2 separate regions of the Homo sapiens genome follow, and region 1 is linked to region 2. Evidence: chromatin loops called from intact Hi-C (ENCODE). Cell type or tissue: CD14-positive monocyte. All regions are shown on one strand.

Region 1 (4,000 bases), 210 kb after region 2:
CTCCCTTCTTAGAATCATATTTCTTATTTTTAAAAGTTTTAAAAACATTTTTTAATACTGCTGCTTGCAGAACAAGGCTACCTGATAGGCAGTGTGCCCAGAGTAGCCAGAAGAAATTAGAAGTTATATTTCTTCTTGGTGTTACCTCAGCCCGTTACTTCTAAGGCCTTATGATCCTTATCATGCTTTTTGTTTGGTGTTTTGTTTTGTTTTCAGACGGAGTTTCACTCTTGTTGCCCAGGCTAGAGTGCAATGGCACGATCTCGGCTCACTGCATCTTCCGCCTCCTGGGTTCAAGTGATTCTCCTGCCTCAGCCTCTCGGGTAGCTGGGACTGGCTAATTTTTTGTATTTTTAGTAGAGACGGGGTTTCACCATGTTGGCAGGCTGGTCCCGAACTCCTGACCTCAAGTGATCCACCTGCCTTGTCCTCCCAAAGTGCTGGGATTACAGGCGTGAGCCACCACGCCTGGCCTGTTTTGTTTTGTTTTGTTTTGTTTTGTTTTGTTTTTTGAGACAGTCTCACTCTGCCACCCAGGCTGGAGTGCAGTGGTGCAATCACAGCTCACTGCAGCCTCAACCTCCAGGGTTCAAGTGGTCCTCCCACATCAGCCTCCCAAGTAGCTGTGACTACAAGTGCATGCCACCACACCTGGCTGATTTTTGTATTTTTAGTAGAGACGGGTTTCGCCATGTTGCCCAGGCTGGTCTCGAACTCCTGAGCTCAAGCAGTCTGTCTGCCTCATCCTTTCGACATACCAGGATTATAGGTGTGAGCTATTGTGCCCAGCTGTCATACCTCTTATACTCAGTATAGATATCTGTTGCTCCTGTAATTCCTTAAACAAGGAGTATATATTTTTCATTGTTGTGTTCCTGATACCCATCATGGATCCTGGCACATACTTTATTAAGTAGATAAGGAATTTTTTTTTGGGGGGGATGGAGTTTCGCTCCTGTTGCCCAGGCTGGAGTACGATGGTGCAGTCTCGGCTCACCACAACCTCCGCCTCCCTGGTTCAAGCAATTCTCCTGCCTCAGCCTCCCGAGTAACTGGGATTACAGGCATGCGCCACCACACCCGGCTAATTTTGTATTTTTAGTAGAGACGGGGTTTCTCCATGTTGGTCAGGCTGGTCTTGAACTCCCAACCTCGGGTGATCCACCTGCCTCAGCCTCCCAAAGTGCTGGGATTACAAGCTACAGGCGTGAGCCACTGTGCTTAGCTTAGACTAAGGAATTTAAGGCTCATCAGGGAGGATTCCCAGAGGTGACACATGGTATATATCCTCTACACAGGACAGGATAGATTCTAGCCTTTAAGCTATTTCCCTTCATTCTTTTCTCTCAATTCCCCAGGATGACAAAAGATGTGAGTGGATCTATCGAGGCTCTACACGGCTGGAGCCCATGTTCAGCATGAAAACATCCTCAGCCTCTGCACTGGAGAAGAAGCAAGGACAGCTCAGGACACGTCCAAATATGGGTATGTCCTGAAAGATTCCTGGAGGAAGGAAGAAACAGGCCAACCAGCAAAGGAGATTATATACAATGGCTATCCTTTGATTAGCATGGTTACACTGTATACTCATTGGAAACAGGATATGTGCCCTGAGTTGTTTCCAATCATGGTGATCAATTTGTGCTGCTGCTTCCACATGCTGTGGCTCTAATTTGTTCTAAACAACCACATAAAAATCTGAAACAGTTGGCTTTAGGTTAGGGTGATAGTAGTTACCCTCTGTTATCCACATGAGAATTGTCAGTTTTGTGTGTTATCTATGGTTAGTTTTTTCTTTTTCTTTTTTTTTTAAATAGACCCGGGGCTTGATATGTTACCCAGGCTGGTCTTGAACTCCTGGGCTCAAGCTGTCTACCTGCCTCGGCTGCCCAAAGTGCTAGGATTACAAGTATGAGCTACCACATCCAGCGTATAGTCAGTTTTCTTTAAAACCCAGACCTGGCCAGGCACAGTGGCTGACATCTATAATCCCAACACTTTAGGAAGCTGAGACAGGTAGGTGGTTTGCTTGAGCTGAGGAATTCAAGACCAGCCTGGGCAACATGGTGAAACCCTGTTTCTACAAAAAAACACAAAAATTAGCTGGGTACAGTGGCATTAAGCTGTAGTCCAGGCTACTCAAGAAGTTGAGGTGGGAGGATCAATTGAAGCCAGGAGGTCGAGGTTGCAGTGAGCTAGATCGTGCCACTGCACTCCAGCCTGGGTGACAGAACGAGACCCTGTCTCAGAAACAAACAAAAAACAGATTTGGTTTTCTTTTTTAATATTACTGTCATACTTTCTGGTTGATTTTTCCTGCCAAAATTAGTTGGTTAAAGAATATATTTCTGAAAATATTTCCCCAAAGTATAACATAATTAGGTAAATCATCTGAGATAGGAAGATATAAAGTCTTATCTAAGGCCCAGCATGGTGGCTCGTGTCTGTAGTCTCAGCACTTTGGGAGGCTGAGGTGGGAGTATCACTTGAGGCCAGGAGTTGGAGATCAGTCTGGGCAACATAGAAAGACTCTTATCTCTTAAAAAAAAAAAATGCTGAGTGTGGTGGTGTGCACCTGTAGCCTTAGCTACTCTGGAGGCTGAGGCAGGAGGATTGCTTGAAGCCCAGGATTTCAAGGTTACAATGAGCTAAGGTCACACCGCTGCACTTCAGCCTGAGTAACAAAGTGGAACACTGTCTATAAAAAGAAAAAAAAGAGGCTACTCTGCCGACAGAGTAGCAATTTTTTTTTTTTTTTTTTGAGATGGAGTCTGGTTCTTTTGCCCAGGCTGGAGTGCAGTGGCACCATCTCAGCTCACTGCAACCTCCGCCTCCCGGGTTCCAGCAATTCTCCTGCCTCAGCCTTCCGAGTAACTGGGGTTACAGGCGACTGCTACCATGCCAGGCTAATTTTTGTATTGTTAGTAGAGACGGGATTTCTCCATGTTGGCCAGGCTGGTCTTGAACTCCTGACCTCAGGTGATCTGCCCGCCTCAGCCTCCCAAAGTGCTGGGATTAAAGGCATGAGCCACCGCGCCTGGCCGTTATTCTTTTATTCCTTTACTTTGTGAATAAACTTGCTTTCACTTTAATAAAAGAAAAAGTATTATCTAAGTCAAAAAACAATGTATGCCAGCGTCCATGCCAGTCAATAATGGGAACTGAGAGTCTAAGCACTTACTCAAAATGTGTCCATTGCTGCTTTTTTTTTTTGAGACGAAGTCTTGTTCTGTTGCCCAGGCTGGAGTACAGTGATGTGATCTCGGCTCACTGCAACCTCCACCTCCTGGTTTCAAGTGATTGTCCTGCGCCTTCCGAGCAGCTGGAATTACAGATGTGCACCACCATGCCCATCTAATTTTTGTATTTTTAGTAGAGACGGGGTTTCACCATGTTGGCCAGGCTGGTCTCAAACTCATGACCTCAAGCAACCTGCCCACTTCGGCCTCCCAAACTGCTGGGATTACAGGCAAGAGCCACTGCGCCCAGCCATTGCTTCCTTTTTATATTGTATAAGTTAAGGATCAGATGTGTGACTGAATACAAGCGTCATAGCTATCATCTTCTCAGTGCTCAATTTCCTTTTTCCTATAGGTGCTGTGAGGAGCAAAGGCCCTGTTGTCCAGTACACACAGGATCTGACCGGTACTGGAACCCAGTTCAAGCCAGTGGAACCCCCACAGCCTACAGCTCCACCTGCCCCACCTTTCCCACCTGCTCCACCTCTATCCCCCCAAGCAGGTGACAGTGAGTGAGTGTTATTCTTTCTTTTTCTTCAGTTTCTTTCATATTATATTTTCCACATCCCTTACTATATGCCCTCTTCTCTAATCTCCTAGAAGCTTGGAAAGCCAGCTTGCCCAGTCACGGAAGCAGGTAGCCAAAAAGAGCACGTCCTTTCGACCAGGATCTGTGGGCTCTGGTCATTCCTCCCCTACATCTCCTGCACTCAGTGAAAATGTCTCTGGTGGGAAACCTGGGATCAACCAGACATATAGGT
Region 2 (4,000 bases):
CTCACCGTGTTGCCCTGGTTGGAGTGTGGTGGTGCAATCACAGCTCACTGCAGCTTCGACCTCCTGTGCTCAAGCAATCCTCCTGCCTCAGCCTTACAAGTAGCTAGGACCACATGTGCATACCACCATGCTTGGCCAATTTTTTTTTTTTTTTTTTTGTGATGGAGTCTTGCTCTGTGGCCCAGGCTGGAGTGTAGTGGCACAATCTCGGCTCACTGCAAGCTCCGCCTCCCGGGTTCACGCCATTCTCCTGCCTCAGCCTCCTCAGTAGCTGGAATTACAGGCGCCCACCACCACGCCTGGCTAATTTTTTTGTATTTTTTAGTAGAGATGGGGTTTTACCGTGTTAGCCAGGATGGTCTCGATCTCCTGACCTTGTGATCTGCCCGCCTCAGCCTCCCAAAGTGCTGGGATTACAGGCGTGAGCCACTGCGCCTGGCCCAATTTTTTATTTTAGTAAAGAAGAGGTCTCACTATGTTGCCCAGGCTGTAGCAATGCTCTTTTAATATCCAGTTTGATAAGCAAAAGCAATAACAAGAATCCGGCCAGGCTATTATTAATATTAATAGACACCACTTATTTAGCACTTACTCTGCCAAACAGATTAACATAAATTATCTAATTTAATCATCATCCTGTGAGGTGAATATTATCTTCTTTTACTAAAGAAAAAAACAGAAGGGCAGAGTGGTAAAGTAGCTTGCCAAAAGTCACATAGATAGTAAATTGTGAAGCCAGAGGTCAAATCTAGGATTATTTTATTCCAAAGCCCACTCTAACTTTTATCTATGCCTATCCCTACAGTTATCTCTGTGAGTGAAGTCATATGGGGAATGAAATTCAGACCAGTACATCTAGGATCTCATGTAATTTATATCCTACTATGGTCACTGCATTAAATAATAGGTAAAATAAATCATTTTAGGTGAACTGAATTTGGACCTGAGTTCTAGTATGAAAATTGAATTGAGGGTCTAGTTACTAGCAGTATGAATTCAGTCAGTGAGACCAAGGAATCCCAGACCCCATTCAACATCTAAACAATTTACTTTTCTCAGTTTTACCGACCAAGATCAATTGCCCCCAGTTTTGCAAAAGATCCCAGACCTCTTTTTGACTGAGTCCTGCTAACTTCCCTTAAACAATGAAACTGATAAAAAAAAAAAATCTTAAGCTAAATAAAGTATCTGAGGACAAAGTCTTGCCTTCAGAATTATACAAGATCTGCTCCAAATGTTCATTTCGGTACTTACCAAGTTGTATATTTTTATTAATTCTATAGCTCTTTCACTCAAACTGTTCAACTTTAGGTGAGTTTGTTAACTAAATGCCTATCTCATAAGAGTACTTTAAAAATTAAATGAGAGAATGTATTTAAAGTACTCACACAATATTTGGTATATAGCCAATGCTTACTAAGTGAAGGTAGCTATTTTTATTATTATCCAGGTATGAGTACATCAGATTGGACTCAAGTAGAGTCCATCTACTTTTTTTTTTTTGAGACGGAGTTTCACTCTTGTTGCCCAGGCTGGAGTGCAATGGCACAACCTCGCCTCACTGCAACCTCCACCTCCCAGGTTCAAGTGATTCTCCTGCCTCAGCCTCCTGAGTAGCTGGGATTACAGGCGTGCGCCATCATGCCCGGATAATTTTGTATTTTTAGTAGAGATGGAGTGTCTCCATGTTGGCCAGGCTGGTCTCGAACTCCCAACCTCAGGTGATCCTCCCACCTCGGCCTCCCAAAGTGCTGGGATTACAGGCGTGAGCCACTGAGCCGGGCTGAGTCCGTCTACTTTTAAAAAAATGTATAGCGTTCTTCTAGGGTGATCACCAGTCCCAGTTTGCCTGGGACTGTCCTGTTTTTAAAAAGAAAGTCCTATGTCCCAGAAAGCCTCGTAGCCCTTAGCAAAGTGGGAAAGTTGATCACCCTACCTTCTCCTTGCATATTATAAGGCTACTAACTTATTATTCCTTCTAAAATCAATGCCAGTTTCCTTTGTAATAGACTGAAGTCCTGGGCTTCTTAGGCTGTGCCAGACACTCTTCTAGGCATTAGGATTACAGAGACAAAGTCTTTCTAAAGCCTAGGTTCTAGAGGAGAAACATATGATAAACGAAGAAATACTTGATGATATATATGATTAGTACAATAAAGAAAAATAAAGCAGGATAAGGGATACAGAGTGTTAAGAGACAGGGCTCAATTTTAGGTGGAATGGTCGGGAAAAGCTTCGCTGAGTGGATGTTTGCGCAAAGATGCAAGTGAGGCAAAGACCTGGATAAAGGGCTAGAAATAAGCATGATGTGTCAAGAAATAGCCAAAAGGCTAATGTGCTGGGAGCTGAGTGAGAGAGGGGAGAGTAGTTGGAGAGGTAGTTGGAGAGGCAGGCTAAGGCCAGATAATGTCATGCTTTACAGGTCATGGGTTTTATTCTGAGTGGGAAGGAAAGCCATTAGAGGGTTTGGGGTAGAAGGGTAACATAATCTACTTTATGCTTTAAAAAGATAATTCTGGTTACTGTGTAGAGGATTGATTCCAAGCAAACAAGAGGGAAGCAGCTACCAGTTATGAGATTATTGCAATAGACCAGGAGATGGATGGTGGCTTGAACTCTAATGGTAACAGCAGAGGTATTGAGAAGTGCAAGCAAATCTTGTTTTATTGTGCTTTGCTTTATTGTGCATTGCAAATTTTGCATATTTTACAAATTGAAGGTTTGTGGCAACCCTGCATGGAGCAAGTCTATCGGCACAATGTTTCCAACAGCCTGTGCTCACTTTGTGTCCCTGTGTCACATTTTGGCATTTCTCATAATATTTCAACTGTTTTCATTATTAGCAAATCTGTTATGGTGATCTGTGATCAGTGATTTTTTTTTTTTTTTTGAGATAGGATCTCACTCTGTCATCCAGGTTGTTGTGCAGTGGCACAATCGCAGCTCACTGCAGCCTCAGCCTCCAGGTCTCACGCTCCTGCCTCAGCCTCCCAAGTAGCTGGGACCACAAATATGCACCAGCATGCCAGGGTAATTAAAAAAAAAAACTATCTGTAGAGACAGAGTCTTGCTATGTTGCCCAAGCTGGGATCAGTGATCTTTAATATTACTATTGTAATTGTCTTGGGGTGCCATGAGCCACGTGCATATAAGATGGTGAACTTAACTGATAAGTGGTGTGTGTTCTGACTGCTCCACTAACTGACACTTCCCCCATCTCTCTCTCTCTCCTCTGGCCTCCCTTTTCCCTGAGACACAATGATATTGAAATTAGGCCAATTAATAACCTTACAATGGGCCAGGTGCGGTGGCTCACGCTTGTAATCCTAGCACTTTGGGAGGCCAAGGCAGGTGGATCACCTGAGGACAAGAGTTCGAGACCAGCCTGGCCAACATGGCGAAACCCCGTCTGTACTAAAAATACAAAATTAGCAGGGTGTGGTGGTGCGTGCCTGTAATCCCAGTTACTCCGGAGGCTGAGGCAGGAGAATTGCTTAGAACCTGGGAGGCAGAGGTTTCAGTGAGCCAAGATTGCACCACTGTACTCCAGCCTGGGCAACAGAGGGAGACTGTCTCAAAAAACAAAAACAAAAAACAACCTTACAGTGGCTTCTAAGTGTTCAAGTGAAAGGAAGAGTTATACATCTCTCATTTTACATCAAAGCTAGAAATGATTATGCTTTGTGAAAGCCAAGGTAGGCTGAAAGCTAGACTTCTTGAACCAGTTAGCCATGTTGTGAATGCAAAGGGAAAGCTCTTGGAGGAAATTAAAATGCTACTCCAGTGAACACATGAATGAAAGCAAAACAACAGGCCAGGTGCAGTGGCTCATGCCTGTAATTCCAGCACTTTGGGAAGCTCAGGCGGGTAGATGACTTGAGCTCAGGAGTTCAAGACCAGCCTGGGCAACAAGCTAAAAATACAGAAATTACCCGTGCCTGGTGGCACATGCCTGTAGTCTCAGCTACTTGGAGGGAGGCGGAGGTTGCAGTGAGCTGAG

The links. A loop is a pair of places that touch in the nucleus more often than their neighbours do. Peaks named below come from ENCODE experiments on the same cell type or tissue, not always from the same donor. Only the 100,000 strongest peaks of a DNase experiment are listed, where the experiment ranks them.
Region 1: it touches region 2 in a loop (4-fold over the local background); 1 of 110 quality-filtered maps calls a loop at or near these places.

The regions. Positions count from the first base shown.
Region 1 is chr1:150,945,528-150,949,527 of GRCh38, forward strand. SETDB1 (SET domain bifurcated histone lysine methyltransferase 1) reads left to right here. Exons shown (of 22, transcript NM_001366418.1): 10 at 1,359-1,485; 11 at 3,595-3,751; 12 at 3,840-3,998. Among named protein-coding and RNA genes, the nearest start is that of SETDB1, 21 kb to the left of the region's middle. In CD14-positive monocyte, no CTCF peak of the experiment used is centred here; no DNase peak of the experiment used is centred here.
Region 2 is chr1:150,735,617-150,739,616 of GRCh38, forward strand. All of the region lies in intron 7 of CTSS (cathepsin S), which reads right to left. Among named protein-coding and RNA genes, the nearest start is that of HORMAD1, 17 kb to the left of the region's middle. RefSeq lists an enhancer at 1,559-1,703 and a cis regulatory region at 1,631. In CD14-positive monocyte, no CTCF peak of the experiment used is centred here; no DNase peak of the experiment used is centred here; H3K27ac peaks cover 1,091 bases.